2 separate regions of the Homo sapiens genome follow, and region 1 is linked to region 2. Evidence: read pairs that join two places in POLR2A ChIA-PET (ENCODE). Cell type or tissue: GM12878. All regions are shown on one strand. Links, peaks and the distances in the headings refer to the core of each region. The heading gives the core; the rest is flanking DNA. Region 1 has its middle 11 kb from the start of IKZF1. Region 2 overlaps ZPBP (zona pellucida binding protein).

Evidence for each region. Peaks named below come from ENCODE experiments on the same cell type or tissue, not always from the same donor. Only the 100,000 strongest peaks of a DNase experiment are listed, where the experiment ranks them.
Region 1: POLR2A ChIA-PET joins it to region 2 with 6 read pairs; 2 of 35 experiments call an interaction of 5 or more read pairs at or near these places.

What each region holds. Positions count from the first base shown.
Region 1 is chr7:50,286,098-50,301,959 of GRCh38, reverse strand. No RefSeq gene overlaps it. Among named protein-coding and RNA genes, the nearest start is that of IKZF1, 11 kb to the left of the region's middle. In GM12878, for the core only: no CTCF peak of the experiment used is centred there; no DNase peak of the experiment used is centred there; H3K27ac peaks cover 1,859 bases.
Region 2 is chr7:50,060,379-50,076,240 of GRCh38, reverse strand. The region is part of intron 3 of ZPBP (zona pellucida binding protein); the gene reads left to right. Among named protein-coding and RNA genes, the nearest start is that of ZPBP, 25 kb to the left of the region's middle. RefSeq lists enhancers at 3,977-4,477, 6,872-6,961 and a silencer at 14,391-14,591. In GM12878, for the core only: no CTCF peak of the experiment used is centred there; DNase peaks (open chromatin) are centred at 6,430 and 6,820; H3K4me3 peaks cover 1,021 bases.

The sequences.
Region 1 (15,862 bases), core at 7,915-10,414, 220 kb before region 2:
GTTTGGAGCCCAAGGTGGGAAGATCACTTCAAGCCAAGAGTTCCAGACCAGCCTGGGCAACAAAGCAAGACCCTGTTTGTACAAAAAAATTTTAAACTTTAAAAATCAAACCCCATTTGTATTAAAAATTTAAAAATTAGGTGTTATGGTATGCACCTGCAGTCCCAACAACCTACTTAGGAGGCTGAGGCAGGAGGATCCCTTGAGCCCAGAAGTTTGAGGCTGCAGTGAGCCATGATTGACACCACTGCACTCCAGCTTGGGCGACACAGCAAGACCCTGTCACAAAACAAAACAAAACAGCAGTCAGGCTGCAGGTACCATGCCTTACCCTTGCCCCCAACCGGGTGGAGTTGAAGGAAGTCAAGCTTATATTATTATAACCTGGGGTCTGTGGATAGACTCAGAGGGACCAGAGAGGTGATATAAATCAAATGTTCAAACCCTTAGGGACAACAGTAAAATGCACAATGGATGGGAAAACATATAGGGAGAAATTGGAACATGTAAAACTGTTTTTTTTCATATTATGTCTAAAGTCATTTTATTTTATTTACATATTAATTCATATATTGCCCTCTTCATAATGTTAAAGTATTAAATAAAACACTTTAATTTATTCAGGCAATAATTGCTAAATCACCAATTTTTCTTCTTATGAGGCTGTATTATCGAAAGAATAGAGACCACCTATAGGATTAATCAAAGGCTACTTATTCAGAGCTCACTATGGAAAGAGAGGCAGCTAGGCACTTTTGTCCAGGTAGAGCCTGGATGGGATTTTCAAAAGAGAGTGAGTTTTTTACTTTCAAAGGAAAGTAAAAGGATGATTGAGGTGATACGATATGGTTAATAGTTTTGTTTCTTAGTAACTGTGTTTGGCAAGTTGTTTAAAGCCTGAGCTTCAGTTTCTCATCCGCAGAGCACATCTACTTCACAATGGTCTTGATAGAATTACGTGAAATTCAATGAAATAATCTATGGAAGTTATCATAATTGTATTTTTCTTCAATAAAAAAAGATCTGTTAACAGCAATGAAAAGTGCATGTCTCCTCTGATGGTTGGAAAACAGCAAGAATATTTTTAAATAACAGCAAAAGGTTTTTTTTGCTAAAAAATAAAATTTTATTTTATTTATATACCCAGGACTTGGATGAAACTGTTGCAACAAAGACACTGTTTCTTTGGTTTCTTTTTCCCAGTTTTCATGACTTCCAGCTTCTGCCTCTGCTGTTTTTGAAAAGTAATGATCACTGGCCTGGTGAGAGGTCCTCGATCCTTTTTCTTGGGCTCCCTCGTTGGTTTGGCTATTTCTAAGCATAGTCCACTAGCTCCCGCCTGCTGCTGGGGGTGAAGGAGCAGGATGCAGAGGAGAGGCAGGGGGCTGGTGCAGAGCTAGGACTGTCCTGCTGGCAGTGCCTGGGTAGGAAGCACCTGGTGAACCTGGCAAGATACTCCTCTGGGTGCTTGGTTTCCTGAAACATCTGTAAGGCCCTGTCTTGGCACCTCAGTGTCTCCTGGTTCTGCAGGAACCACAGAAATCCTTTAGCACTACTGACCATTCACATCTCTGCCTGTAGGTTTCGAATCAGGGATGGGCTGCAGCTGACATATGAATTCTTCCCACTTCCTGATAATACTTTCACTTTATTCCCTTTGAAATTTGTAAGAGAAATACACTTAGGTTCTCAAAAGCAACAAATTTCTATCAATATCATTTGGTTATAAGAGACTAAAAATCACACTGAGTCAGATATAGTGATTTGGAGGAGATAGATAGGTTTACACAAAAAATCTTTCTGATGAAAAGTTTCTGAAGATGTTTTTGATGAGTAATAAAAAATAATATATTAATCTGACCTGAACAGATCAGAACAAAGAAGAACAGAGCTGTGTGTCACTCCAGTTGATTCTTTGAATAGGAACAGGATTGGAGCAGGATTTCCGGAAGCATAAACACTCTGGTGGCATGTATTCATTTATTTATTCAGAAAGCCTGTATTTATTGAGAGTGTACCATTGCAGGTGGCTCTTGAGATGCAGGTAGTCACAAGAAAGCAGAAAGGAAGATCTGTCCCTTAAGGAGCTCACAATCTAGTAAAGTCGGTGGACAATTAATAGTTTCATTCTGATGCAAAATGTGTCATAATAAATTCTGACATGAGCCTTATGGAACACAAAGGATAGCACTAAAGAGTTGCCAGAACTGGGGGAGGCTTCATGGACAAAAGGAGGGAGGTGGTGAGGAGAGATCACACAGGAGGTCTGAGCAAATGCTTTTCTGCTCCACACTTGGCTGGCAGGGGAGCTTAGAAACATCCGTCTCAAAAGAGAGAATTAACTCAAGATTAATAGTAATATTGTAATTATCACCCCACCCTGAGCCCAGCTCTGTGACAGGCATGCAGGCATTATCTCCCATCTAACGATGCAGCAAAGCTAGCACTGTGGTCCCCATTTCACATGAGTACACTGAAGCTCAGGGAAGGGGACTCGCTGGGGGTTGATGGAAAGCCCAGAACCTGGCTGTGAAATGACAGACTCTGGGGCCAAACTATTGGAGTTAGTTCTGCAAGTTACTAGACTTCTCCATGCCTCAGTTTCCTCTTCTGTAAAATGGGAACATTGCCATAGCACAAACATCCTCGGAAATGTTTGAGGTCTCAATGAGTTAGTGCACATTAAGGACATTTTGATGGCTCCTTGGCAGATATCAAGCACTGGGTAAGTGTTCGGCACTTTGAAGCATTCAGTTTTTATGTGACCAGGCTGGGATACAAATCTTGGCCAGTTATAATATTTCAGCCATGCGTCTGCCCTCTCTTTTCAAATTACCTTGCGAATCATGCTGGCTCCTCCTCTGGCTCCACACGTATCCTCTTTCTTCCTGCTTATGCCACATTTCCCAACACAGAAATGAGATCTCTCCAAGAACTGATTTCTGTAAGACGGGAATTCCCAACCTCAGGGCCACTGACCAGTATAGGGAGGGTGAGCAAGCAAAGTGTCATCTGTATTTATAGCCACTCCCCATCACTCACATTACCTCCTGAGCCCCACCTCCCATCAGATCAATGGTGGCATTAGATTCTCTTAGGATTGCAAATCCTGCTGTGAACTGTACATGTGAGGGATCTAGGTTGCATGATCCTTATGAGAATCTAATGGCTGATGATCTGTCACTGTCTCCCATCACCCCCAGATGGGACCATCTAGTTACAGGAAAACAAGCTCAGGGCTCCCACTGATTCTACATTATGGTGAGTTGTTATTTCATTATATGTTACAATGTAATAGTAATAATAGAGCTCAAGTGCACAATAAATGTAATGCTCTTGACTCATCCCCAAACCATCCCCTCCTGACCTCTGTGGAAAAATTATCTTCAATGAAACCAGTTCCTGGCACTAAAAAGGTTGGGGACTGCTGTTTTAAGACACCTTTCTCCAATTTGTGGGAAGCGTTTTCCTTCACTTCTCTTTAAATTTTTTATTTCCCCTAAGGCCGAATTGTCAGTCTTAGAAGCAACAGTCTTGGTAGAGAGGTCAGATGGAATGGACCTGTCCAGGAAAGAGTAAGATATGTGAACAGCCTTTCCAGCCTATCAAGTAGGACTGAAATTTAGTCTAGTTATTTTTGAATTATGATAGCAACTCTCTTTTCTTTTCTTTATTTTTATTTATTTATTTTTTTGAGACAGGGTCTCACTCCGTCACTCAGGCTGGAGTGCAGTGGCACGATCTTGGCTCATTGCAGCCTCCACCTCCTGGGCTCAAGGGATCCTTCCACCTTAGCTTCCCAAGTAACTGGGACCACAGGTGCATGGCGAGGGCACTGCGTGAACTCAGCTGAGTTACGTCACCTCTCTCAGGATCACACTGTCATTTCTGCAACAGGGAAAATGAATCCTGCTTCATGGAGTTGTGGTTTGGATTAAACAAAAGCATGAACATAAGTCTTGAATTGTAATACCTAGTAATCAATGTGAGTTAGCCCTTCTCCCTTTCCCCTGTTTATGGGTGGCTGTAAGATTTCTCAGAAAGTGCTATCTAACAAGTCAAAAGTAGGCAGAGCTTCTGATTCCCAGGAATGTGTCTCCAGATTCTCAGTTGGGACTAACCTTGACTAAGTTAAAAGTGGATTTTTTTTTTAATCTAAGAAGAGCTGGAAAGAATGATCTCAATGGATGGAGCAAAGTCCATCTGGTCCCAAAGGTAGTAAGTCAGCATTTATCTAGCACTTTAAAATTTACCAAAAAATGCACGAACATTTTATTGAACCCCGATATCAGTGAGGTAGATCTTCAGGACACCCCACTCGCCATGCTTTTCTCTTGTGCTATTCATTGGCTGTTTTCTCCCCTCTTTCCTAAAATGCTGCAGCTCTCCAGACATGTCTCCCTCCGCAGTCAGTTCCTTGAAGGCCTCTCCAGAAGCAGTTTGCAATGTCATCTCTGTACCCTTACTCCAAAAATTAATATCTGCTCTTCAGACCTCCTTTTGAACTCTCCCACCTCCTTAACACCTTTACTTGGAGGCTTAATAGGCAACTTATATTTACTGTCTCCCAGCTGAATCCCTGATCTTCCTCTCTTACTTGCTTCACTGAGACCCCTTCATCTCATTGAATACCAGCTGGCAATTGCTGAGGCCAAAACCTTGGAGTCATTCTTGATGCCTCTCTCTCTCACTTACCATCCAGTCCATTGGGGAATCCCACTAGCTCTGCAGGTATCAGGTGTCCATGGTCGGACCTCCTCTCCCTCCATTGCAGACAGGCTGGTCACCTCTCATCTGCAAATAGCAGTGTCCTCCTCAGGGGTCTCTCTACTTCCACCCCTGCCCCTCACAGAAGCCAGAGAGAGCTTGATGAAGAGCAGAGTCAGATCGGGGTGCTTCTGTGTTGAATGCAGGCCAGACTCCACTCTCCCACTTACTTGCCTGTCTCTGGCCACTTGGCCCTACCTTATAGTCCTCAAGTGCTCCAGACCAGCTCACTGCCTTTCACTTACTGCTGTCTCCTAGAAGGTTCTCCCCTGGATTTCTGCCTGCCCACCCCCCTTACTGGCTTCAGGTGTTTGGTCCATTATCATTGTGGTTGAGTTGTCATTGTCTGTTCTCCATGAAAGGGAACGACCTTGACCCACCCGAGCGTTAGCTTTTCTCCTGCCTTCTCTCTGGTTTTCATTGGTAACATTTGTTGTTTGCTCTCATTGAAAGGAGAGATTTGGTTTTTTTTCTATTTTGTTTCCTCACAGTTCCTAGAACAGTGAGCAGATATTCAGCAGATAGTTCCATTTCATGGTGCTACTTTTGAAGGGTTTATCTTACTTACAGGAAAAATATTTTTGTTTAAGTAACATGTCAAGGAGTTGGCACATTTGTTTTCCAATATGCAGAGGGACTGTGTTTTCCTCTCCTGACAGCTGAAAGACCCCCATCCCTCCCTATGCTTCTGTCCTGTCTGGGGCTCTGCGATCATGCACTAGAAGTGTTGCTTCTTCACCTATTTAATGCTGTCTTAGCAGTAAAGGCTTCAACACAGAATATTCCAAATTTCCTTCCTTCAACTAAAAGTTGACAATTTATTTCACACTTTCCTTGTATGTGCATTATTCTGCTCATTTTTAAGCCATTTTTCAAAAAGGAAGCAGAGAATACTTTTAAAATACAACACTGCAATACCATAATGAATTTTCCCTAATCCTGTTCTGGTTGTATCAGGCAATTATCCTAAGTGAGTTGATACCTCTTTATTTCTGTAGGATAAGAAGACAGATTATAATTTAGTAATGCCAGGAGCAGGACTTTCTCTAAATTTGTGATTTAGAAATAATTTAAAGATATAATGCATTCTGTAGCTACACACAGCCCAGTACAATGTATTCTTGTAATATTTACTCATAATATCTTATTACTTGCAGATATGTTTTTCTAATGAAGAAAAAGAATTCATTTTCTGTGATATGCAGTCTGAAACTGGCAACTTTATTTCCACTTCAGAGCTCAAATTCACAATTTTCTGTAGCTTAAAAAGTGTTCTGCAATTAAACTGAAAGATTGACTTCTCATTATAATATCCCTTTATTTTCTATGATTATAGCTCATAAACATTTTCAGCCAAGCCGGTTTGTTTCCAACAAGTTGTATTGAATAACCCTGCATTTTGGGAGAAGGAATAATGTTGTCTTGATTTATAGATGGTAAACAAAGGCTAATTTTGAAAAGAGAATATGCAGGATGAAGATCCAATTCTTTGTACAAATAGATATACAGGATGTATATATGTTTGTAAGACTGTTGACTATAGTTAGGTACACATTCCATGGCCAATCAAAAGATGATTAAGCCGAGGGACTAAACTGAGGGTAGAACCATGGGATTTGGCTCCAATGGCTAAAGTGTAGAGCAGGAGATGCATTTGTTTATTGATCCTTTGAAGGTCAGAACCTGTATGCTACTTTAATTATCTTACTCTTAGGTTATTTATTATTTGTGAATCAAAAGTCAGTTCATCCTCCTCGTACTCCTCCAGCCTTTGAAGAGCCCTTTGCTCACTTCAGAGGGCGGCTTTTGGCCCTCTGGATTCAAAGGCCATTAAGCCCATAAGACACAGAGTGTTGCACCAAATGATTGATGTCCTTTGAGCCGGACTATCTGATATAGCAGAGTTCTCAGAGCAAATCCAAATGCAGCGGTCGATAATCATACACTTAGCAGTTGCCCCTCCACTACAACACTGTGCTTCAATAAGCACCACCAAAATGCTCTGGACCCATCTCTCCCAGTACATATTTCTTTTGCATTCCTGGAGCTCCTGTTGATTTCAGTGAAAGCTCCCAGCACCTCAGGTAGCAGTGTGGCAATATGTGCAGTACTCAATAATTTATATTTGCATAGCTTTTGAGCTCATCAGCAAAAAGTGCTTGCCAATCTTCTCCTCCCCAGGAAGTTGGACCACATTATTATTCTTATTTTATGGATGAGGAAACTGAGGTAAAGGAGTCCCCCAAGGTGAGGAGAGTTATTTTTAATTTTTTTAAGAAAGAAATACAGCTGCTTCTTGATGACCCAAAAAACTGTTTGACATGTGAGCTTCTAACAGGTGGCATTGAGCATTTTGACTACTCAGTAGAAAGGGCATTTTATAGAGACATTGTTGCTGGTAGAAAATACCACCACTCCACTGTGACAATTCTGTTTTATGAGGTAAATTTTTTTTTTAAGTTAAGGCTTGGAAAACTTATTGACGTAGCAAGGCAAATAGGACCAATTTCTTGCTCTGCTCCACCTTGATCAAGTTAGATAAAGTGCCCCATGGTCATGGCCCATGGAGTCGCCTTGACTTGGCCTCTGTAACTTGGGGTGGGAACCAATAATACCTGTAGAAGGATGTTCTGCATGCCTCACTTCTTGGCTTCTTTCAGGATGGGTTTGCACTAGAATCATTTCCCAGGTATAATAAATTTAGGAGCCTCCCACAGTGGAACTGACAGCAAAGGCAAAAACTGTCAACCCCCCTCCCCCCGTGATGGAAAACTTCTCAAGGTTTTCCCAGCAGTGCATTAGGCAGCTCCGTAAGAACCCACTGTTGTGCGCGTTTTGAGACTTCACGTCTTCCATTAACCAATTCTAAGACAGAAGACCAGTGTCTTCATTTCCCATGTTGTTGAAGTACTTTACATAGACTTTAACCCAGTTGCTAAATTGCTTGAATTTGTTAAATGTACAAAAGGGCCTACTCCCCGTTGATGGAGTGAAAGTAGATGTTTGATTAAGTAGATAGCTAGATGTGCTTTTTTCCCCCCATCTGGATGTGTTAAGGGGGTATGTTTGAAACTTAGCACTCAGTTCATGCCTTTCAGAAGGGGAGGGAAGAGGGTATTTAACAAGGTTAATAATGACAGAAAGAGGAATTGACACCACAAAAGAAAAAGAATCATTCTAGCATTTCGTGACAGTTCAAAGACAGATGTCGTTGGCTAAGTGAGAATCTCGTAGACATGGGGGTAATATACACCTTATATGCATATGGATTAGTGAAAGCAGACTGTCAAGTCGGTGAGTGTAAGATTGTCAAATATGAGACATAACTGCAGAAAACCTGGAGAACTACTTACTATTTATTTCTTCACTTAAGGACCCAATCCTGTTGTCTTTTTACAGACAAAAGACCAACTACTTTAAGGTCTGAGGCCGGTCAAGGGTAAGATGGGACTGAAACTTTGTCCTGGGGCTTCCTGTGAGCACCAGAGCTCATCATCTGTTCTCCTTTGAAGTCTATTTTTCTTCTTAGTCCCAGGCTCACTATTCCCTTTTGTTTAGTAGACTTTAGTTTATCCCACAGGGCCATACTAAATTCCATTTCCCTGATGTCCATCATGAGGGATTCTAGAATTGCGACGAATGAGATCCCAGATTGAGAAAGTTATGTTCCATATCCTTTGGAGTCAATTTGATTATGACAGTTAGTCCCACCGAGGTTGTTTGAGGCTCTGCTGTAACACATGATGCTTTGGAGAGTCAACACTGGCCTTGTGTGCTTGAGTAGAAAGCACAGTAGCCAGAGAGTGTTACCAGAGATGGTTTGGTTTGGTTTGGTGGATGGAAGATTCAGGAGACCTGGTTTGGGTCATGATTCTCTCTCCAATCCTGGGCAGGTCATTCAGTTCACCTTCCTAAGCTTTGGTTTCTTTGTTCATTAGATGATAGAGGTTGACAAGATGATCTCTATGAAGCCCTCTAACTGATACTCCATGACTTCAGCTTGGCCTGGGTAACATATATCTGGGAGGCTGGTATGGAACTGAGAACAGCTTTAGGGAAAAGCTTCAAAAGTTCTTGCCCCATCATCTCTAAGTGGACCTGACCTCCCTGGCTTATATGCCATACCATTCCAGAAGGACTCAAGCACTGAGAGCTAACTGTGCTAAAACCAGCTGGGGCTTATCACACCCTCAGATATGCACAAACACAATCACCAGCTCCATCACCTGCTAACCTATAGTGACTAACCCTCTCTGGTCAAACTTGGATGGTTTGACTTCAGGACTGTGTGGGTAGGAGTGAAGAAGTCACAAATTCTCCTAACCTGAAAAAGAAATAAAACAGAAGCATCCTAGGGATAAAGATCCCTCACTGACAAGTTTTATGTGTTTTTTTGTTTTTGTTTGTTTGTTTTTTGTTTTTGTTTTTTTTTTTTTTTTTTTGCTAGTGGCATGGTTTTCCTGGGAAAGTCCTCCTGAGTAAAAGAGGAGAGACACCTGGTGAAGACTGGGACTCTGGGGGCAGGCTGCTTGCTGCATAGGCAAAGGGAGATTTAATGAAGATGAGTTAATATGGGACTAAAATAAGTGTATTGATCTGGGGGAAATCCTGAAGTCTGCTGTGAGGTGGACAGTTGTGGTAAGTGGGAAATGCTTTGGGGAAAACCCTTAACTTCCCCAAATGCCTATGTAAATGCCTACAACATGGAAAATTAACAGGAAGAGCTTGCCATCTCAGCAGACACTATCACTTAAATTGGAAATATTGAGCTGCAACTGAGGAGAGGCAGTGAAAATAAGAATTACAATTGCCTTTAGGTTCAAAAGCCTACAATTATCTGATACACAGAAAAGAGAAAGTGAATAATGTGTGGAGAACATCTGAATGAAAACAAAACCTTTGTGGAAAAAGTGAATCTGATAAACATTATGAAAATATGTTCAAGAACCTATGACAAGTAGATGGATGAAATAGTTTCTGATTAAATAGGCCAAACAACTTTAGGAGAAGGTCCAGGAAAAGGAGTATGGATAATGGTAAGAAGTTTCAAAATGGGTATATGCTATCCAAAGCGGTTTTGTGTGAGTTGGTGAAATTTCCATCATATTACAGGTGGATAAGTTGGGAACATGGTATGTGATTATGGGTCCAAATGTCCATATTAATTAGAGATGCCTACAGATATGTTTATGGGTAATATGAGCTTGGCTTAAAACAACAAAGAAAAACAGTGGTTGAAAGATAAAACCAGATTGGTAGTAGTTTCAATAATTATTGAAGCTGAGTGATAGCTATAAGGGGATTCCTTATGTAATTATCTCTATGTATCTATTTGAAAATTTCAGAGATAAAGTATTTTTAGGAAAGAAAGAAAAATGACAAGGAGACCCTTATTAGATACTAATGATATTTTGAGGTAATATTTGCAATGAATATGAAAGAAGAGTTACATTTCCTAATATATAAAGAGCTCTTGCAAATTAATAAAAAGAAATCCTCAATAAGCAATGGGTGAAGAACATAATTATACAATTTATAAAAAAAATACAAAAGACCACTGAATGCAAAATAACGTTCAACTTTAGTAGAAGTTAAAAACTAAAAATTGAAATAAACTGTTAGATGAAGCCTCAATTAGACAAGAGAAATAAGGGTGTTTTCTGAGATCTATTGTACAGTGTGGTGAATATAATTAGTGATAGTGTATTGTACCTTTTCAGAATCACTAAGAGTAAACATTGTCACCACAAAAAAATGAAAAGTATTTGAGGTAATAGATATGTTAATTAGCTTGATTTAATTTTTCTAAATCATATTTATAAATCATTTTATATTTATAAATCATAAACTTTTAAATAAATTTATTAAATCATAATCTCACTTTGTACCCCATAAATATATACAACTGTAATTTGTAAATTTACAATGAAAAGATTGTCTTTAGGTCATGGAGATTGGGGTCTGGTGGTGGGATTCCTAGGACAGATCAGAGGGAAGTCAGCATTGCATATCAATATCAATAGAATTCAAACTATAGAAGGCGTGAGGCCTTTTACTTCATAACCTCAAGAAATACATGCACAGATAACTAATTGTATATGAAAATACATGTATTTAACATTTAACATATGTGTGTTTAACATTCACTAGAATGAGGTTCATAGAAGGAAGAATTGAAAACTGAATGCTCATCCCAAATGAAATAGTATTTGATATATTCCCACAAATGAATATTTTGGAGCTATCAGTAGATGACTTATGTCTATTTTCTAAGATGAAAAGATATCCACTATGCATAGTAGACTGAAAATGAAAATTGCAGGATTGTTTTAAGCATTTTACATATCTCTCATACATAGACCTGAAGGCTATTCACTAAACTATTAACGTTGCCAGCAGGTAAGAGGTTCTTGAGTGATTTATATTTTCTTCTTAATAATTTTCTATATTCCCTGACTGAGCTACATTATCACTTATTACTAATTGTATTATAGGTGTATTAGTCAGTTCTCATGCTGCTAATAAAGATATAACCAAGACTGGGTAATTTATAAAGGAAAGAGGTTTATTTCACTCACAATTCAGCATGGCTGGGGAGGCCTCAGGAAACTTACAATCATGGCAGAAGGGGAAGCAAACAAGTCCGATTTCACATAGCAGCAGGAGAGAGAAGAATGAGCAAACGGGGAAAAGCCAAACCATCAGATATTGTAAGAACTCACTCACTATCATGAGAACAACATGAGGGTAATCACCCCCATAATTAAATTATCTCCCGCCGGGTCCCTCTCACAACATGTGGGGATTATGGGAACTGCAATTCAAGATGAGATTTGGGCAGGGCGGGGCAGGGGGGCGGGCACAGCCAAACTGTATCAACAGGTCTCCAGAGAACAGAACCAATAGAATACATATAGGTGTGGATACTGACATAGATCTATAGAGATTTATTATGAGGTAATTTGTTCACATGATTATGGAGACTGAGAAGTCCTATGATCTGCCATCTGCATGCTGGGGGCTGAGAAAACCTGGTGGTGTAGATTCTATTCCAAGCCTGAAGGCCTGAGAACCAGGAGCACGTCAATATCCGAGGGCAGGAGAGGATGGATGTCCAAGCTTAAGCACCAGTGGGCAGGGCAGGGGATGGGGGGATTGTGGGGAGAGAGAGAGAGAGAGAGAGATGACATATAACATTAATCATTGCAGTAATACTTAATATTATCAATAAGCCTACGTACATTATGAAAATGTAGTTGAGATAACTCACTTGACTTGCTTCATAGAATTAAAAAAGTGTTAATAAGAACTTAAATTTGGTCAAAATTATGTTGGAAACTAATAATTGATTCATTTTTGAAGGGAAAGGAAAATACATAATAAGCAAAGGCTGTTTAGAAAATTGAATTAAATCTAAGAGATAACTGAGTCCAAAAATGTTAGATGCAATTTTAATAGCCATTAACTTTACTGGGAAATTGAAAGACTGGGCTTACTGTAAAACAGTAACTACAAGTCAGACTTATACAAAGTTTAGAAAAACTCATAAATATGATTCCAAAAGCATTTATGATGAAACTATCCTATATCTTGAACCCCAAGCTATAACACATAACTGTGGAGGTCAAATTAAGTTGAAAAAGAAAAATAATGTACATTTGCAGCCAATAAGCCAAATTAAATACTCTCCAAGAACACAGGGTGAAGGTGAGAAACATTACAACATTCTCTCTGCCCCGTATAGAACAAAAGCTTAAAACATGGATTAATTCTACCTTTAGACAATGTAAACACCGATTTCTGAAATAAAATGAACTAGTAAAACTAATTTAAATCATGCCTTTGAAGCATTTATTGTCTCTTTTATTGTGGTAAAATACACATAACATAAAGCTTACCGTCATAACCTTTTTAAAGTATACAATTCAGTGGCATTAAGTACATTCACAATGTTGTGCAACCATCACCACTATTTCCAGAACTTGTTCATTCCAATGCCCATTAAGCAGTCACTCCCATTTTCTGCTGCCCTCAGCCCCTGGCAGCAACTAGTCTGTTTTCTGTCTCTATTAATTTGCCTGTTCTGGATATTTTATACAAATGGGGGCATATACTTTTTGGCCTTTTGTCTGTGGCTTCCTTTATTTAGTATAAGTTTTTGAAATTAACCTATATTGTAGCATGTATCAGTATTCCATTCTGTTTTATAGTGGAGCAATTTCCGCTATATGAATATATCACATTTGGTTTACCCATTCGTCTGTTGATGAATATTTAGGTTGGTTCTACCTTTTGGCTACTGTGAACAGAGCTGTTATAAACATTCATGTACAAGTTTTTGCTCAAACACCTGTTTTGAATTCTTTTGGGTATATACCTAGGAGTGGAATTGCAGGACCACATTGTAATTCATTTTAATTCCTTCCAGCAATATATGAATATTCTGATTTCTCCACATCCTTACCAACACCCATTATTTTCTTTTTTTTTTTGAATTATAACCATTCTAGTGACTGTAAAGTGGTTTTAATTTGCATTTTCCTAATAACTAATGTCATGGAGGATCTTTTAATGTGCTTATTGGCCACTTGTATATCTTGGGAGAAATGATAGGCAAGTCTTTTGCCCATTTTTAAATTGGATTGTCATTTTGTTGTTGAGTTGTAAGTGTTCTTTAATATATTCTGGATATTTTATATCTTCTGAATATGTACTTGGCTTTATACATTCTAGTATAGAGAATCATATCAGATATGTGGTTTGCAAAAGCTTTCTCCAATTCTGTGGGCTGTCTTTTCACTCTCTTGATAGTGGCATCAATGCACTACAGGTTTTAATTTTGATGAAGTTCAGTTTATCTTTTTTTTTTATTTTGTTGAGTGTGCTTTCCGTGTCATATTTTAATGTCATTTTAACTGCATTTTGAAGTAGTCAAATGTTTTGATAAGAGTAACCTCAGTATGTTTTATAATCTACGACTATTTCCTTAAATATTTTCCCCAAAATATTTCAAATTAAAATGTCTGTTTTCAGATTTGTTGTTGTTAAAAAAATGCATGTGCTTAATCTGTTTAGTGAAAATGGAGCTTTAGGGTAAAATTAGGAAAGTGCAGATATTTTATGGTTTTTGTTTTCTTAAAAAAATTGTGACCTAAAACCTAAAAGCCTTCATGTGGGGAAATGAAATGTATACTAGAATTGGAAAGAAAGTGACCAAAAATTATCTGTGAAGGATGAGTTTGTTCATTGCAGTTGGCCCAATGGCTTACATTCTATTATACCCAAGGAATTGGAAGATGTTATTTGCTGAGCCATTACTTCTTCATTGAAGAGAGGAAATAAAAAAATAGTCACCAACTTTAAAAAGAGATTCTGGATGATTCTAAAAATGATAAGGTGGTTTCAATTCATAAGCTATAAGATAAGTAATCAACTGGATTGCTAGTGACAAACCAAATATTTAAATTAATTTTGGTTTTCATTTTGTAAAATAAGGACAAAATTTTAGTTTTGGAGAAAATTGATCTAAAATAAAAGCCAACAAGGAAGGGTTACAACGATTTCATGAGAAACAAGGTTATAGCATTTGCTGTAAGAAACCTCATTACCAGTAGAATAAACAGCATGGAAGTACAGATACCTCACCCAAGAAAATATGCAGGTGACAAATTAGCACATGAAAGGTACTGAATATCATATGCCATTAAGAAGTTGTAAATTAAAACAATGAAATAATACTACACACCTACTAGAATGATGAAAATCCAAAGTACTGACAACACCAAAGGTTGACGAAATGTGGAGCAATAGGATGTCTCACTCATTGCTGGGGAGAATGCAAAATGGTCCAGCCACTGTGGAATTCAGCTGACAGTTTCTTACAAACTGAAACATACTCTTACCAAACACAGTTCAGTAATCACTCACTTGATATTTACCCAAATGAACTGAAAACTGGTGTCCACACAAAAACATGTAGTAAGTATTTCTAGCAGCTTTATTTTTAATTGTCCAAACTTGGGGGCAAGCAGATGTCTTTCAGTAGGTGAATAGGTGAATAAACCGTGGTACATCCAGACAATGGAGTATTACTTGGCGCTAACAATAAATGATCTATCAAGCCATGAAAATAAATGAAGGAATCTTAAAGGTATATTATTAAGTTAAAAAAGACGGTCTGAAAAGGCTGCATACTCTATGATTTCCACTCTATGATATTCTGGAAAAGGCAAAATTACGGAGACAGCACAGAGATCAGTGGTTGCCAGGTGTTGGGGGGCAGCAAGGAAGGATGAATTAGGAGAGCACAGAGGATTTTTAGGGCAGTGGAACGATGTGTATGATACAATAATGGTGGATATATGTCATTATATATTTGTCGTAATGGATAGAATTTACAACGTCAAGCATGAACCCTAATACAAGCTTTGGACTTTGGGTGATAATGACATGTCAGTGCAGGCTCATCAATTGTAACAAATGTGTGCCTTCTGCTCAAATTTGCTGTAAACCTAAAACTGCTCTAAAAAATAAAGCCAGCTGGGCACAGTGACTCATACCTGTAATCCCAGCACTTTGGGAGGCTAAGGCAGGCAGATCACTTGAACTCAGAAGTTTGCAACCATCCTGGGCAACATGGCAAAACCCCATCTGTACAAAACACAAATACTGAGCCCAGCAGAAGGTCGAGCTGTGATCATGCCACTACATTCCAGCCTGGGCAACAGAGTGAGACCCTGTCTCAAAAAAAATCTGTGAAGGCTGGGTGCAGTGGCTCACTCTTATAATTACAGCACTTTGGGAGGCCGAGGCAGGCAGATCATGAGGTCAGGAGTTAGAGACCAGCCTGGTCAACATGGTGAAATCCCATCTCTACTAAAAATACAAAAAATAGCTGGCATGGTGGCATGTGCCCAGCTACTTGGGAGGCTGAAGCAGGAGAATCGCTTGAACCTGGGAGGCGGAGATTGGAGTGAGCCAAGATTGTGCCACTGCACTCCAGCCTAGATGACAGAGCAAGACTCCATCTCAAAAAGAAAAAAAAGATCTATTAAAAATTATGTATGTGATAGTTTGTCCTGGAAGGCCAAAGGTA
Region 2 (15,862 bases), core at 5,194-7,693:
TTGGGTTCTTATCATGAAGGGATGTTGAATTTTATCAAATGCTTTTTCAGCATCAATTTTGAAGTTTAATCAAAACATGATCGTTCATGTTTTTATCCTTCATTCTGTTAACATGATATATCACGCTGATTGATTTGGTATATTGGAACCATCCTCGCATCACAGGAATAAGTCCCACTTGGTAATGATAAATGATCTTTCTAACCTTTTGTTGAATTCAGTTTGCTAGTATTTTGTTGAGGATTTTTGCATCAATATTCATCAGAGATATTGACTTGTAGTTTTCTTTTTATGATGTGTTTTTGTCTGGTTTTGGTATAATGGTAATACTGGCCTTGTAAAATAAGTTTGGAAATATTCCCTCTTCTTCTATTTTTCAGAATTGTTTGAGTAGGATTGGTATTATTTCTTCTTCAAATGTTTCGTTTAATTCAGCAGCAAAGCCATTGAGTCCTGGGCTTTTCTTTACTTGGAGAGTTTTTATTAAGGCTTCTATCTTGTTACTTGTTATTGGTCTGTTCAGCTTTTGAATGTCTTCCTGATTCAATCTTGGTAGGTTGTATGTATCTAGGAATTTGTCCATTTCTTCTGGATTTTCCAATGTATTGGCATATAGTTGCTCATAGTAATCACTAATGATCCTTTGAATTTCTGCAGTATCAGTCATAATGTCTCCTTTTTCATTTCTGACTTTATTTGGATCTTCTCTCTTTCTTAGTCTGGCTAAAGGTTTGTCAATTTTGTTTAACTCTTCAAAAAACCAACTTTTTGTTTTATTGATCTTTTGTATTTTTTATCATTTCAAATTCATTTATTTCTCCTCTGATCTTTATTATTTCTTCTACTAATTTTGGGTTTGGTTTGCTCTTGCTTTTCTAGTTCTGCAAGATGCAATGTTAGATTATTTGAAGTTTTTCCCCTTTTTTCAATGTAGGCACTTAAATAGCTATAAATTTCTCTCTTAGTACTGATTTTGCTGTATCCCATAGGTTTTGGTATGTTGTGTTTCCATTAACATTTATTTCATGAAAATTTTCAATTTCATCCTTAATTTCTTTAACAACCCACTGGTCATTCAGGAGCATATTGTTTAATTTCTATGTATTTGTGTAGTTTCTAAAATTTCTCTTATTATTTATTTCTAGTTTTATTCCATTGTGGTCAGAGAAGATGCTTAATATTATTTCAGTTTTTAAAAAGTGTTTTAAGGCTTGTTTTGTGACCTAATATATGGTCTATCCTTGAGAATGATCTCTGTACTGAGGAAAATAATGTGTATTCTGCAGCTCTTAGATGAAATGGTCTATAAATGTCTACTAGATGCATTTGGTCTGTAGTATAGATTAAGTCTGATGTTTCCTTGTTGATCTTTCTGTCTGGAGGATCTGTCTAATGCTGAAAGTGGGGTGTTGAAGTCTCCCACTATTATTGTATTGAGGCCTCTCTCTCTCTTTAGCTCTAATAATATTTTCTTTATATATCTGAGTGCTCCCATGTTGGGTGTATACGTATTTATAATTGTCATATTCTCTTGCTGAATTGACCCCTTTATTATTATATAGTGACCATTTTTTTTCTCTGATAGTTTTTGTCTTGCAACCTATTTTGTCTGATGTAAGTATAGCAATTGCCACTCTTTTTTGCTCTCCATTGGCATGAAGTATCTTTTTATATCCCTTTATTTTCAGCCTATGTGTATCTTTATAGGTGAAGTGTGTTTCTTATAGGCAGTAGATCAGAGGGTCTTGTTTTTTCATCTACTCTGTCTATTTTTTATTAGAGAATTTAGTCAATTTACACTTAATGTTATTATTTATAAGTAAGGACTTCCTCCTGCCATTTTATTATTTGTTTTCTGGTTTTCTCTTCCTTCTTTCTCTCCTTTCTGTCTTCCAGTAGTGAAGGCGATTTTCTCTGATGATATGATTTAGCTTCTTGCTTTTTATTTTTTGTGTATCCATTGTATGCTTTTCGGTTTTAGGTTACCATGAGGCTTGCAATTGCTATCTTATAATCCAATATTTTTACCTGATAAAAACTTAACATTGTTTGCATAAACAAACAAAAAGAAAACTAATAAAAACTCTATGCCTTAATTTAATCCCCCTGCTTTTTAACTTCTGTTTTTTCTATTTATATCTTATTGTATTGACTATGTCTTGAAACGTTGCTGTAGTTACTATTTTTGATTCGTTCATCAAAGACTAGTTTACACATCACAGTTACAGTGTTGTAATATTCTGTGTTTTTCTGTGTACTATTACCTGCGAGTTTTGTACCTTCAGGTGATTATTTATTACTCATTAATTTTCTTTTCTTTCTAACTGAAGTACTCCCTTTAGCATTTCTTGTATGAAAGTTGAGGTATTGGTGAAATCCCTCAGCTTTTGTGTGTCTGGGAAAGTCTATTTCTCCTTCATGTTTGAAGGATATTTTTGCCAGATATACTATTCTAGGATAAATTTTATTTTTCCTTCAGCACTTTAAATATGTCATGCCACTCTCTCCTGGCCTGTAAGGTTTCCACTGAAAAGTCTGCTGCCAGATGTATTGGAACTCCATTGTATGTTATTTGTTTTTTCTTTCTGCTTTTTGGATCCATTCTTTAACCTTTACCTTAGGGAGTTTGATTATTAAATGCCTTGAAGTAGTCTACATTGGGTTAAATCTGCTTGGTGTTCTGTAACCTTCTTGTACTTGGATATTATGACTTTGTCTAGGTTTGGGAAATTCTCTGTTATTATCCTTTTGAATAAACTTTCTACCCTTATCTTTTCCTCTGTCTCCTCATTAAGGCCAATTAACTGTTAGATTTGCTGTTTTGAGGCTATTTTCTAGATCTTCTGGAATGCTTCACTGTTTTTTACTCCTTTTTCTTTTGTCTCCTTCATGTATTTTTAAGTAGTGTGTTTTCAAGCTCACTAATTCTTTCTTCTGCTTGATTCATTCTGCTGTTAAAGGACTCTGATGCATTCTTCAGCATGCCATTGCATTTTCAGCTCCAGGATTTCTGCTTGATTCTTTTTATTTCAATTTCTTTGTTAAATATATCTAATTATGAATTGCTTCTCTGTACTATCTTGAATTTCTTTGAGTTTCTTCAACATAGCTATTTTAAATTGCCTTTCTAAAAGGTCACATATCTCTGTTTTTCCAGGATTGGTCCCTGGTATTTAGTTTATTTGTTGAGGTCATGTTTTCCTGAATAGTGTTGATACTAGTAGATGTTCTTTGGTGTCTGGCCATTGAAGAGCTAAGTATTCATTGTAGTCTTCACTGTCTGCGCTTATTTGTAGCCATTCTTCTTGGAAAGGCTTTTCCGATATTTGAAAGCCCTTGGGTGTTGTGATCTAAGTTGTATCTGTTTTAGGAGGCTCCATTCTTCTTGGAAAGGCTTTTCAGATATTTGAAAGGACTTGGATGTTATGATGTAAATTGTGTCTGTTTTAGGAGACACCTCAAGCTCAGTAATGCTTTGGTTCTTGCAGATTCACAGAGGTATTACCTTGATGGTCTTGTACCAGATCCAGGAAAATTTTCTGGATTACCAGGCAGGGATTCTTGTTTTCTTCCCTTACTTTCTCCCAAAACATACAGAGTCTCTGTCTCTGTTTTGAGTCACCTAAAGTTGGAGGTTGAGTGACAATAGCATCCCTGTGGCTACCACTACTGTGACTACACTGGGTCAGACCTGAAGCCAGGCCTGCTGTAACCACTCCATGGCTCCAGCCTGTGTTTGCTCAAGGCCCTGGGGCTCTCCAATCAGCAGGAAGTAAAGCCAGCCAGGCCTTTGTCCTTCCCTTCAGTGCTGCAAGGTCCCCCAATCCCTTGGTGGGTTCAGAAGTGCTGTCTGGGATTCAGGGACTAGAGTAAAAAACCTTAGAAGTCTGCCTGGTGTTCTATTATATTGCAGCTGAGCTGGCACTCAAAGCAAAAGACACACTCCTTCCCATTCTACCCTGCTACTCTTTCCAAAGGGAGAGGAGCCTCACCTGATAGCCACCACCACCCCCAGGCCAGTGGGATTATTGCCAACTACCACCAATGTTCCCTTAAGGCCCATGCTTCCTGGCCTGGGACTTACCCTTCAGGGCAGTGGACTGTTGTCTGGCCCCAGGGCAAGTTCAGAAATGCCATCCAAACATCAAGCCCTGTTCACTGGAGATCCTGAGAGTCCACTTGTTGCTCTCCCCGTCTGTGTCCATGCTGGTAGTTAAGGTATAAGACAAAGTGCCCTTTAGTTTTCCTTCTGCATTTCTCAAGCAGAAGGAGTTTTTCCCCATAGCCACCACAGCTGGTCATGTGCTGAGTCTCACCTGAAGTGAGCAAGTCTCAGAGGCCCACCCAAGGCCCTTGATGTTGTACCTGGGTATCGCTGCTGGTTATTCAGGGCCCAAGGGCTCTTCAGTTAGCAGATGATGAATGCTGCCAGGACTGGGTCTTTTTTTTTAAGGCAGCAGGTTCCCTTCTGGCCCAGGGTATGTCTAGAAATGCCCTCTTGGAACTAGGGCCTGGAATGGGGACATCACAACTCTGACCAGTGCTCTATCCTACTGTGCTTGGGCTGGTATCTTAGATGCAAGACAGCGTCCTCCCCACTCTTTCCTTTCCTCTCCTCAGGTGGAAAGAAGGGGTGCCTTTTGGAGCTGCAAACTGTGGAGCCTATGGTTAGAGGAGGGGTGATGCCAGCCCTCCCTTGGCTTCCCCAGCTGGTGTCTCAGTTCACCAGGTGTGTGCCCCCTCAGTTCACTGTCTTTGGGCCTAGTTCAGCACTAGGACTCACCTATGTTTTGTAGCCCTATGGCCTAGATTGCCTTTCAAGTTTACTTGGAGAGTAAACAGAGTGCTGTAGACCTTGGTGGCAAGGTTTGCAGGCACTCAAGTTCATATTGCTGGGATCGATGATTCTCTTCTGGTTTGGGCTGGTTTAAATGCTCACTCCATGGGCAGGTATCAGCTGAATTTGGTCTGCTTTTCCTTTCTGCTCTAACAGGACAGCTCTGAGCTCAATACCTCACAATTGCTGTGTTCTCCCTCCCCCAGTATCCAGAGACACTATTTGCACCAGGCCACCACTGTGGGGCATGGGGTTGGTGGTGGGGTAGGGGTGGCATTGGTGATTTTGGATTTTTAAAAAGTCTTTTCAGTGCCTACTTTAGTGATATTGGAACAGGAATTAAAAGAAATTAAAAAATTTGTAATCAGAAACTTAGTTGTGTGTAAGAAAACCCAGTTCCCCCTGAGAAAAAGAAAGAGCTGGAGTCCTTTAGAATTAACTGCCTGTTTTTCTGTGGCTAGTGAGCCTTATCTCTCCCCCTTTCCCAGGCATTGTGAAGACCCTGTTTTTCTAGCTGTGCAGCTTCAAGGTCACTAGACAGATAAACTCAAGTCGTAAAACATGTTTTTCCTTGAAAAGTAAAAAACAATATAATACATGTCTCAATTAATTGAATAGCTGTCTTTGTTTATCACTTCTGTAATATGCTTCCCCCTGCACAGATCTCCCCCACCCCACAAAATGCTTAAAAGGTAACTTGACTCTTTGTTCAGGGCTCAGTCCTTTGGATGTTAATCCAACTGGGCTGGTGCACCTAAATAATAAATATCCTCCTGAACCCCATCAGTCTCTCTGATTCCTTATCAATTCCACTACATTTCTGGGGGCTTGTCCGGGGTTGAAGATGACAGATTTACTGTCTCCTTTGCCTGTGGGACTAGAGCCCCAGGGCTGGGTGAGACCCAGCATCCAAGGCGCACCACGGGAGAGCTTCACCCGGATGAAAACTGGCTCTCCTGCGTCCCGGCACCCTGCCTGGCAGTGCAGCAGAACCAGGTACGGGGCTGTAGGACAATACCAGCACTTCAGGAACTGAAGTAAGGAGTAAGGGCCCAAGACAGGAAAGCCCTTCCCATAGGGATGAAGGGGAGTTTGATCACCTCCAGGGTACCAACCACTAATCCAACCCAGAGTGGCTGGGGGCGGCAGAAGTGGCCTGCCAATTTGGATGAACCTTGTGTCCCCACTAACAAAGTGAAAGTGGTTCACTGGATCTGGAGACAGGAACTGGGAGTGGGTGGGTGTGTGTGAACCTACCCAGGATGAGAGACACTCGTTTAGTCTGATGAGGAGTCCTGGGGTAGGAGTGTTGTGTGTATGTGTGTGAATGTGGGAGCCTAACTAGGCTCACCTGGGACATGAGAGAGGCTTGTTTTGTCCAATTAGGAGTCCTGGGGCAAGGGAGATGTGTGAAATGGCATGAAAGAGATGGTCTTGGGAGAGGCCAATGCAGGGAGTGACGTGGGGAGGCATAGATCCCTAGCATGGTCTGTGTGCTCCAAGGCGAGTGTTGGGGAAATCAGACTGAGGACGTTGCATAAGGCTGATAGGACCAGCTTCGTAGCCGCAGCAGGCTATGACAGGGGAAGGCACGTTCCTGGCTGAGCAGTGTCTGAAACTCCTGTAATAGGACCCCGTCTGGTGGATCTGAGAGTGAAAGTGAGAGTGAAAGTGCGTTGCAAGGGAGGAAATAGGAGGGAAAGCATCAAAACCAACCCTTTTGGAGTGCATGATAAAGAATTTAAAAAAAAAGATTTAGTGGTGATTATGGGATAAAACTGGATGTTCAAAAGTTGAGGACATACTGTGAATTAGAGTAGCCCTCTTTGTGTTAGATGGCTGGCCGAAGGCACTATAGAGAAATTGGTCGTGTGTTTTAAGGTGGTGACTAGGGTTGGAGGACATCCAAGGCATTCAGACCTAGTCTTTGTATTGACTCATGACTAAATGAATGCAGCCCTGCCTAGCAGTTTATTGTAAAATGCTTGCAGCTCACGCCAAGAGAAACTAGCTGTGCTGGCAGCTACAGAGTTAAAGGGAAAGTCACAGAGGCTTGTAGCACCGCCAAGCCAATAGTGAAAGTAAAAATCAGCTGCCCCAGAAGCTGAGACAAAAAAAAAGTCTCTGGAAAGGCAGAAAAACCAGTTTTGCAAGAACCACAGTAGGGAATAGAGACCCCTCCTCCCTACATTCCAATCTACCCATTTACCAGGCTAACTGCCTCTAAGGAGTTAAGTTAAAAGGAATACAGGCTGTCAATCTCACATGAGAAGGAGAAATCAGGGCTCAGGGAAATTAAAGTGAAAGGCTCAAAAAGTCAGGCAGGCCGTCTCAGATCTGGCCGTGCCCAAGTTATGCTTATGCCTCTTAAGAGGACAAGAGGACCCCTGCTAAGAGCCAGATGATGCAGTCGAGCTTTAGCACCTACAAAGGTGCTGAGAAGCAGTTCTGCAAAGGCTAAAGGATGGTAAAAGAAAGGCAACCAATATAAAAATCTCAGAGGTGCTCCAGGGTGCAGATAAAAGCACCAGCCAATTTTATAAAAGACTGTGAGGCATTTCGGTTGTATACTCCGTTTAACTCTGAGGCTGCTGAAAATCAGCACATTGTGAATATGGTGTTTGTAAGGCAGGACCAAGGAGATACCAGGCATAAATTGCAGAAGTTAGAAGCTCCATAGGTGTGAATGCTACTCAGCTTATTAAAGTGGCTACCAAGATGTAAATTAACCGAGATCAGAAGGCTGATCGGAGGCTTTAAAAAGGCTAATTTACTAGCAGCAACCCTTACGGAAAGAGAAGCTGGCTTTGCAAGGAGGCATGAACGCAGGTGTGAACGCAGTCGTGGAAAAAGCTAGTCTGGACAGGAGTTTGAAAGCCGGCTGAGGCTAGAGAAAGATTAATGTGCTTGATGTAAAAGAAAAGCACACTAGAAGGATAAATGTCAGGGCCATAGTATGAAAAAAAAAAAAAACACTGGCCAAGGGCTACTGCACCCAGAAAAACCCAAGACCCCCTGCACCTGCTGTGAAAGACAGGCTATAAAGTGTCAGGAGAAAGCTCAGATGTGCTTTAAAAGTGTCCAGTAGTTGGGCTTTCATATAAGCCAAGAAGAACGATGCCTTGGAGTGAACAAAAGCAGGCTGTTTGTGCACTTCCTACTCCAACCACCTGGCGTCCAATAAGAGAGTCCCTAAGGGCAGCAAGGTTCTGCCACATTTAGATGCCAAATGTCTTGTTCATGGCTAAGCCATTATACAAAGCCACAAAGAGGAGAAAAAAAGGAGTCTCTCCTCTAAGAGGCCAACCAGGAGAAGGCTTTAAAAAAAAATCAAAGAAGCCTTGACTCAGGCTCCAGCTTTAGGACTACCAGATCTAACTAACTAAGCTTTTCTTCTTGTATGTCCACAAGTGAAAGGGAGGCCATAGAGGTTCTAACTCTAAGTTAGAACTTAGAAGGACAACTACTAAATTAGAAGTCCTTAGAAGGACAACTGCCCTGCTCTGACCACACCAGTTCTAACTCTAACTCAAGTCATAAAGTCATGGCATCACCCAGTGACATACTTATCCAGGCAATTAGATTCTGTGGCACTTGGATGGCTTCCTTATTTTAAAACACTAGCTGCCACTGCCCTACTGGTGCAGGAAGCTAATAAACTGACTTTAGAGACTGTGAATACTCTAAACCCGGCTATGTTGCTCCTCATCGAGTCAGTGACAGGAGGCCCTTTTCATTGCTGGGTGGACATGGTAGATGAAATGTTCTCAAGCCGAAGAGATTTGACAGATCAGCTCCTCAAGGACCCAGACATTGAATATTTTACTGATAGAAGCAGTTTCATATTAAAGGGAGTCTGCTGAGCTAGGTATACAGTGGTGACTTTGGACTCAGTAGTGCAGTCTTTGCCTATAGAAACTTCTGCTTAGAAAGCAGAGCTAATATCTCTGACAAGAACTCTTTGGCTAGCAAAAGACCAAAGGACAAATATTTACACAGATTCCAAATATGCTTCTGCTGCTTTGCATGTTCATGAGGCTATTTACGAAGGAAAAAAAAAGATTTTAACTGCTGGAAGTAAAAAAATAAAGTACAAGGAAGAAATTCTACAGCTCTTAAATGCTGTATGGGCCCCCAAAGAGGTGGTTGTGATGTGCTGCAAGGGGCACCAAAAAGCAAGAACACTAAAGGCTAAAAAAAAGGGAAAGGCAAACGTAAAGGCAAATGCAGGCTTTAAGTATGGCCATGCAAAAGATGCATGGTTAGGTATGAAAAAAAATGCGTGTAAGTCTAACAGACCCAGTACACCCTTTCAAACCTGAGGACTTTGTTTAGGTTAAAAAATAGGGTCTAACCACTCTAGGACCCATATAAGATAGGCCCCATATTGTGATCATGTCTACTCCCACTGCTGTTAAAGTTGCAGGTGTCACACCTTGGATTCACCATAGCTGGCTAAAATCAGCGGCAGTAGTGACTCCCGACGACGACCAGTGGATTAGCCAACAAGACCCAGATCGCCCGACCCGAATAGTCCTACAGTGAAACCCAGCCACTGGTAAGGACAACTGCCCTGCTCTGACCACACTGGAGGCTGGTCAGTCTATGCATGGCTGAAGCTTGAGGATCCTGCAAGCTCTGCTCTAATCACATCCCGAAAGCTGACTAGTCTATGCACAGCTGAAGCTAAGAGGACCATCTCTGGATAAGTAAATGTGAATACAATGTATAAGCCTAGTTATAATTCTATCAGTACTGATTGTTCTGTTGTTATGTTATTACTGCAAATGCTGCAAATGTCTATGCCCAGAGGAATGTTTGCCATGCCTATGTGTAGTGTAAGCATAGTTCTATTACCTACGCTAATGTTTTTACCATTTCTGCCTATACTAAAAGGGAAGAAATCTCTAGAAAAATGCCCACACTGTGTAGACACTACCTGGGTAAGGAATACCATAGTTACAACTCTACCATACCTACTATAAATATACAGGAACCAGGTTAGGAACCTGCACATACAACCAGACCACCTATTCAGTCTGTGACCCAGGAAATAATCAGCTATATGTATGTTATGACCCTAAGCTCTTAACCTATAAATTCTGGTTTAAAACACATATTAAATCAGAGAAAAAAAAAAAAGAAAGAGAGCTTATAGCTCAAACCAAAGAAGACCCTCTCTCCTATAAAAGGCCTATTTCCTTGTACTTTGATGCCTGCCATGCTGCATATGTTCATAATCCTAAAACAATCAGAAGCAGTCTGCAATGGTTTAACACAAGAGAGGCTTAAGCAGCAGCAGCCCTAAACATCTGTACAGAAAACCACAAATTGGATGCCCAGACTGTAACATTCAGTGGAATACGCTAACACAGCTCCAACACTTATATTCAGGAAAGACTGCTCTACTAAGTAGTATGTCAACCAAATGAAATTGTAAGACAAGGACATGCAGTTCTTTAAATTTTACTGTCTTAAAGCCAGAGCTACCTTTTTGGTCTACAGGACAGACAGCACTGTTACAAGTTAAAAGGAACAGGCCTTGGAGTTCCACTACTAATTGTCAAAAAGACTAGAAGGACTCAAATGCATCCAACCCTGCAATTCCAGGTCCATAAGTCATTCTAAAAGCATTTTAATCAGTCAGTGCCTGAGCTTCTCCCATCAACCAAAACGATATTTGCTCAACTAGCTGAAAACATAGCTGGCAGCTTAAGAATTTCCTCATACTATGTATGTGGAGAAACAAAAATGGGAGACCAGTGGCCATGGGAGGCAAAAAAATTAATGCCACAAGATCACTTCACTTCACCTAACCCAGTCAGTGAACCAACAGCCTCAGCCAGTGTTTAGTTGTTAAAAACCTCCATAATTGAAAAGTACTGTATCGCCTGATAAGAAAAGGCTTTCACAGAAGCAGTAGGAAAAACAACCTGCCCAAGGCAACAATATTATAATAAGACTAATAACAAAACTCTACGGAGAAACGCCCAGAATGACTCCTACTTACCAGATCCAAACCCTTTCTCTTGATTCTCTACTCTAAGCCACTCTTGAGATCAACTAGAGGCTCCAAATGCTTGGAAGGCACCCTCTGGCCTGTATTAGATCTGTTGAACATGGGCATATTGGCAACTGCTGGCTAAATGGATGAGGGCATGTGTGTTAAAAACAATCAAGCCTTCCTCTTTCTAATTCCTCTAAAGCAAGAGGAACTCTTAAGATATCCAGTTTATGATAAAAATTAAAAAATAGGAGCATACTCACAAAAATAGACACAAATATCAAAGAAATGTGGACATAAGTGTTGTGGGAAGTCAGGGACTACAAACGGAGGGACCGGCTGAAGCCATGGCAGAAGAACGTGGATTGTGAAGATTTTATGGACATTTATTAGTTCCCCAAATTAATACTTTTATAATTTCTTATTCCTGTCTTTACTGCAATCTCTAAACATAAAATTGTAAAGATTTCATGGATACTTATCACTTTCCCAATCAATACCCTTGTGATTTCCTATGCCTGTCTTTACTTTAATCTCTTAATCCTGTCAGCCGAGGAGGATGTATGTCACCTCAGGACCCTGTAATAATTGCATTAACTGCACAAATTGTACAGCATGTGTGTTTGAGCAATATGAAATGTGGGCACCTTGAAAAAAGAACAGGATAACAGCAATTGTTCAGGGAATAAGAGAGATAACCTTAAACTCTGACCGCTGGCGAGCTGGGCGGAACAGAGCCATATTTCTCTTCTTTCAAAAGCAAATGGGAGAAATATCACTGAATTCTAATTCTTTTTCTCAGCATGGAACATCCCTGAGAAAGAGAATGTGTGCCTGCGGGTAGGTCTCTGAACTGGCCCCCTGGGCGTAGCTGTCTCTTATGGTCGAGGCTACAGAGATGAAATAAACTCCAGTCTCCCATAGTGCTCCCAGGCTTATTAGGAAGAGGAAATTCCTGCCTAAGAAATTTTGGTCAGACCGGTTGATCTCAAAACCCTGCTTCCTGATAAGATGTTATCAATGACAATGGTGCCTGAAACTTCATTAGCAATTTTGATTTCACCTCGGTCCTGTGGTCCTGTGATCTCCCCCTGCCTCCACTTGCCTTGTGATATTCTATTACTGTGTTAAGTACTTGATGTCTGTCACCCACACCTATTCACACACTCCCTCCCCTTTTGAAAATCCCTAATAAAAACTTGCTGGTTTTTGTGGCTTGTGGGGCATCACGGATCCTACCAACGTGTGATGTCTCCCCCGGATGCCCAGCTTTAAAATTTCTCTCTTTTGTACTCTGTTCCTTTATTTCTCAAGCTGGCTGACACTTAGGAAAAATAGAAAAGAACATACGTAATTATCGGGGCAGGTCCCCCGATACATAAGAGACTGGAAAGATAATGAATGGCCTCCTGAAAAAATCATTAAATATTATAGGCCAGCTATGTGGGTGCAAGATGGGTCATGGGGGTACCACACCCCAATCTATGTGTTCAACTGCATCATAAGGTTGCAGGCAGTCCTTGAAATTATAACCAATGAAACATCAAGGGCACTAGATTTATTGGCAATACAAGCAACACAAATAAAAAATGCTGTATATCAAAATAGATTAGCTTTAGATTACCTCTTAGCCTAAGAAGGAAGAGTATGTGAAAAATTTAATTTAACCAACTGTTGCCTAGAAATTGATGATAATGGCCGAGCTATCATGGAAATCACAGCTAGAATGTGAAAGTTGGCCTATGTTCCAGTTCAGACTTAGTCCAGGTGGTCCCCGGATTCTTTGTTTAAAAAAAAAAATGGTTCTCAAGCTTTAAAGGATTCAAAACCCTCACTGGTAGGTTCTTGCTTATTCTTGGCATCTGCCTCATCCTCCCTTGCCTTTTACCTCTGTTTATTAGGAGTATTCAGTCAACTATAGAGTTTGTATATTCTGACAAACTACTGTGCAGTTGATGGCATTAACCAAATATCAGCTGCTGCCAGTAGAAGAAAAAGCTCAGCTCCGCAAAGAGATGGCAAATAGTGGTGCTTTCTATGAACATCTTTGTGATAAAAAGCACCAAATGGGGGAATGGAACAGGAATTAAATTAAAAAATGTATAAGCAGAAACTCAGTTGTATATAAGAAAACCCAATTCCCCCTGAGAAAAAGAAAGAACTGGAGTCCTTCAAAAATTAACTGCCTGTTTTTCTGTGGCTAGTGAGCCTTATCTCTCCTCCCTTCCCAGGCATTGTGAAGACCCTGTGTCTCTAGCTGTGCAGCTGCAAGGTCACCAGACAGATAAACTCAGTCGTAAAACATGTTATTTCTTGAAAAGTAAAAAATGATGTAATGCATGTCTCAATTAATTGAATAACTGTCTTTGTTTCTCTCTTCTGTAGTATGCTTCCCCCTGCATTGATCTCCCCCCACCCCACAAAATGTTAAAAGGTAACGACTCTTTGTTTGGGACTTTGGATATTAATCCGACTGGGCTGGTGCACCTAAATAATAAATATCCTCCTGAACCCCATCAGTCTCTCTGATTCCTTATCAATCCAGCTACAATATGAAGTTAAAACCAGGCACTATGAGTGCTCATCTGATTTTTGTTATTAAGAGAAGGTATTTTTTTAATGGATAGTTGTTAACTTGGTGTCCTTGCAGGAAGAATGATCAGTAGAGCCTTCTATTCAGCCATCTTGCTTTGCCCTTTCTCCAGGAGTCTTTAAGTCATCTTGCATTGATTTTTTATATATGGTAGAAGGAAGGGCGCCAGTTTCAATCTTGTGCACGTGGCTAGGCAGTTATTCCAGAACCGTTTATTGAATAGGGACTTATTTCTCCATTGCTTGTTTTTGTCATTTTTGTTGAAGATCAGATGATTGTAGGTGTGTGGCTTTATTTGTGGGGTCTCTATTCTGTTCCATTAGTCTATGTGTCTGTTTTTATACCAGTGCTATGCTCTTTTAGTTACTATAGCCCTGTAGTGTAGTTTGAAGTCAGGTAGTGTGTTACCTCTGGCTTTGCTCTTTTTACTTAGGATTACTTTGGCTGTTCCAGCTCTTGTTTGGTTCCATATGAGTTTTACAGTAGGTTTTTTCTAATCTATGAAAAATTTCACTGGTAATTTGATAGGAAAAGCATTGAATCTGTAAGTTGTTTTGGGTAGTATGGTTATTTTAACAATATTGATTCTTTCTACCCATGAGCATGGAATGTTTTTCCATTTGTTTGTGTCATCTGTGATTTCTTTAAGCAGTACTTTGTAATTCTCATAGTAGAGATCGTTCACCTCCCTTGTTAACTGTATTCCTAGGTATTTTATTCTTTTTGTGGCCATTGTGAATGGGATTGTGTTCTTGATTTGGCTCTCAGTTTGGATATTATTGGTGAATAGAAATGCCACTGATTTTTATACATTGATTTTGTATCTTGGAAGTTTGCTGAAGTTGTTTATCAGATCTAGAAGCCTTTGAACAGAAACAGTGTTTTTTTGTTTGTTAGTTTGCTTCGCTTTTTTGAGATGGAATCTCACTCTGTCGCCCAGGCTGGAGTGCAGTGGTGTGATCTCTGCTCACTGCAACCTCTGCCTCTCAGGTTCGAGCGATTCTCATGCCTCAGCTTCCTGTCTTATCTGTGTGTTACTGTCAGCTCTTTCTGGCCGCTTGTAATTAGAAGAGAAGTGATTTCATTGAAATGCATCAGGCTAGAAAGAGAGCTGGAACTTAAAGTGGCAGTGTTTGTTCAAGATGATGGTGCTCCTGCTCTGTCAATATGGAATAGCCAGGAGAAATCATTAAAATCATTAAAATCAACCCTTTATTAGCTGGGATTACAGGCATGCACCACTATGCCTGGCTAATTTTTGTATTTTTAGTAGAGATGAGGTTTCACTATGTTGGCTAGGCTAGCCTTGAACTCATGGCCTCAAATGATCTGCCTGCCTCGACCTCCCAACATGCTGGGATTATGGATGTGAGCCACCACACCAGGCCATGATGGGGTTTTCTAGGTATAGAATCAAATAGTCTGTGAAGGCAGATAATTTGAAGTCCTCTTTTCCTGTTTGGATGACTTTTATTTCTTTCTCTTGCCTGATGCCCTGGTTTGAACTTCCAGAACTATGTTAATAGGAGCGGTGAGGGTGCGCATTCTTGTCTTGTTCTGGTTCTCAAGGGGAAATGCCTCTAGCTTTTGCCTGTTTAGTATGATGTTGGCTGTGGGTTTGTCACACATGGCTATTATTATGTTGAGGTATGTTCCTTTGATGCCCAGTTTATTGAGGGTTTTTAACATAAAGGGAGGTTGAATTTCATTGAATGGCTTTTCTGCATCTGTTGAGATGATCGTGTGATTTCTGTTTTTAGTTTTGTTTCTGTGATGAATCAAATTTATTGATTTGCGTATGTTGAACCAACCTTGCATCCCAGGGATAAACCCTACTTGATTGTGATGAATTAGCTTTTTGATGTGCTTCTGGATTTGCTATGCTAGTATTTTGTTGAGGATTTTTACATCTATGTTCATCAGGGTTATTGTCCTAAAATTTCTTTTTTCATTTTGTGTCCACCAGATTTTCATATCAGAATGATACTGGCCTCATAGAATGAGCTAGGAAAGAGTCGATCCTCCTCAATTTTTTGGGATAGTTTAGCTAGGATTGGTACCAGCCCTTCTTTATATGTCAGGTAGAATTTGGCTGTGAATCTGTCTAGTCCAGGGCTTTTTGTTGTTGGTAGGTTTTTGATTATGGTTTCAGTGTCAGAACTTACTCTGGTCTGTTCAGGGTTTCAATTTCTTCCTGGTTCAATCATGGGAGAGGGTGTATGTTTCTCGGAATGTATCCATTTCTCTAGGTTTTCTAGTTAATGGGCATGGACATATTTGTAATAGTCTCTGATGGTTTTTTATATGTCTCTAGGGTCAGTGGTAATGTCCCCTTTGTCATTTCTGATGGTGTTTATTTGGATCCTCTCTTTTTTTTGCTCTATTAGTCCAGCTAGCAGTCTACCAGCCTTATGTGTTCTTTCAGAAA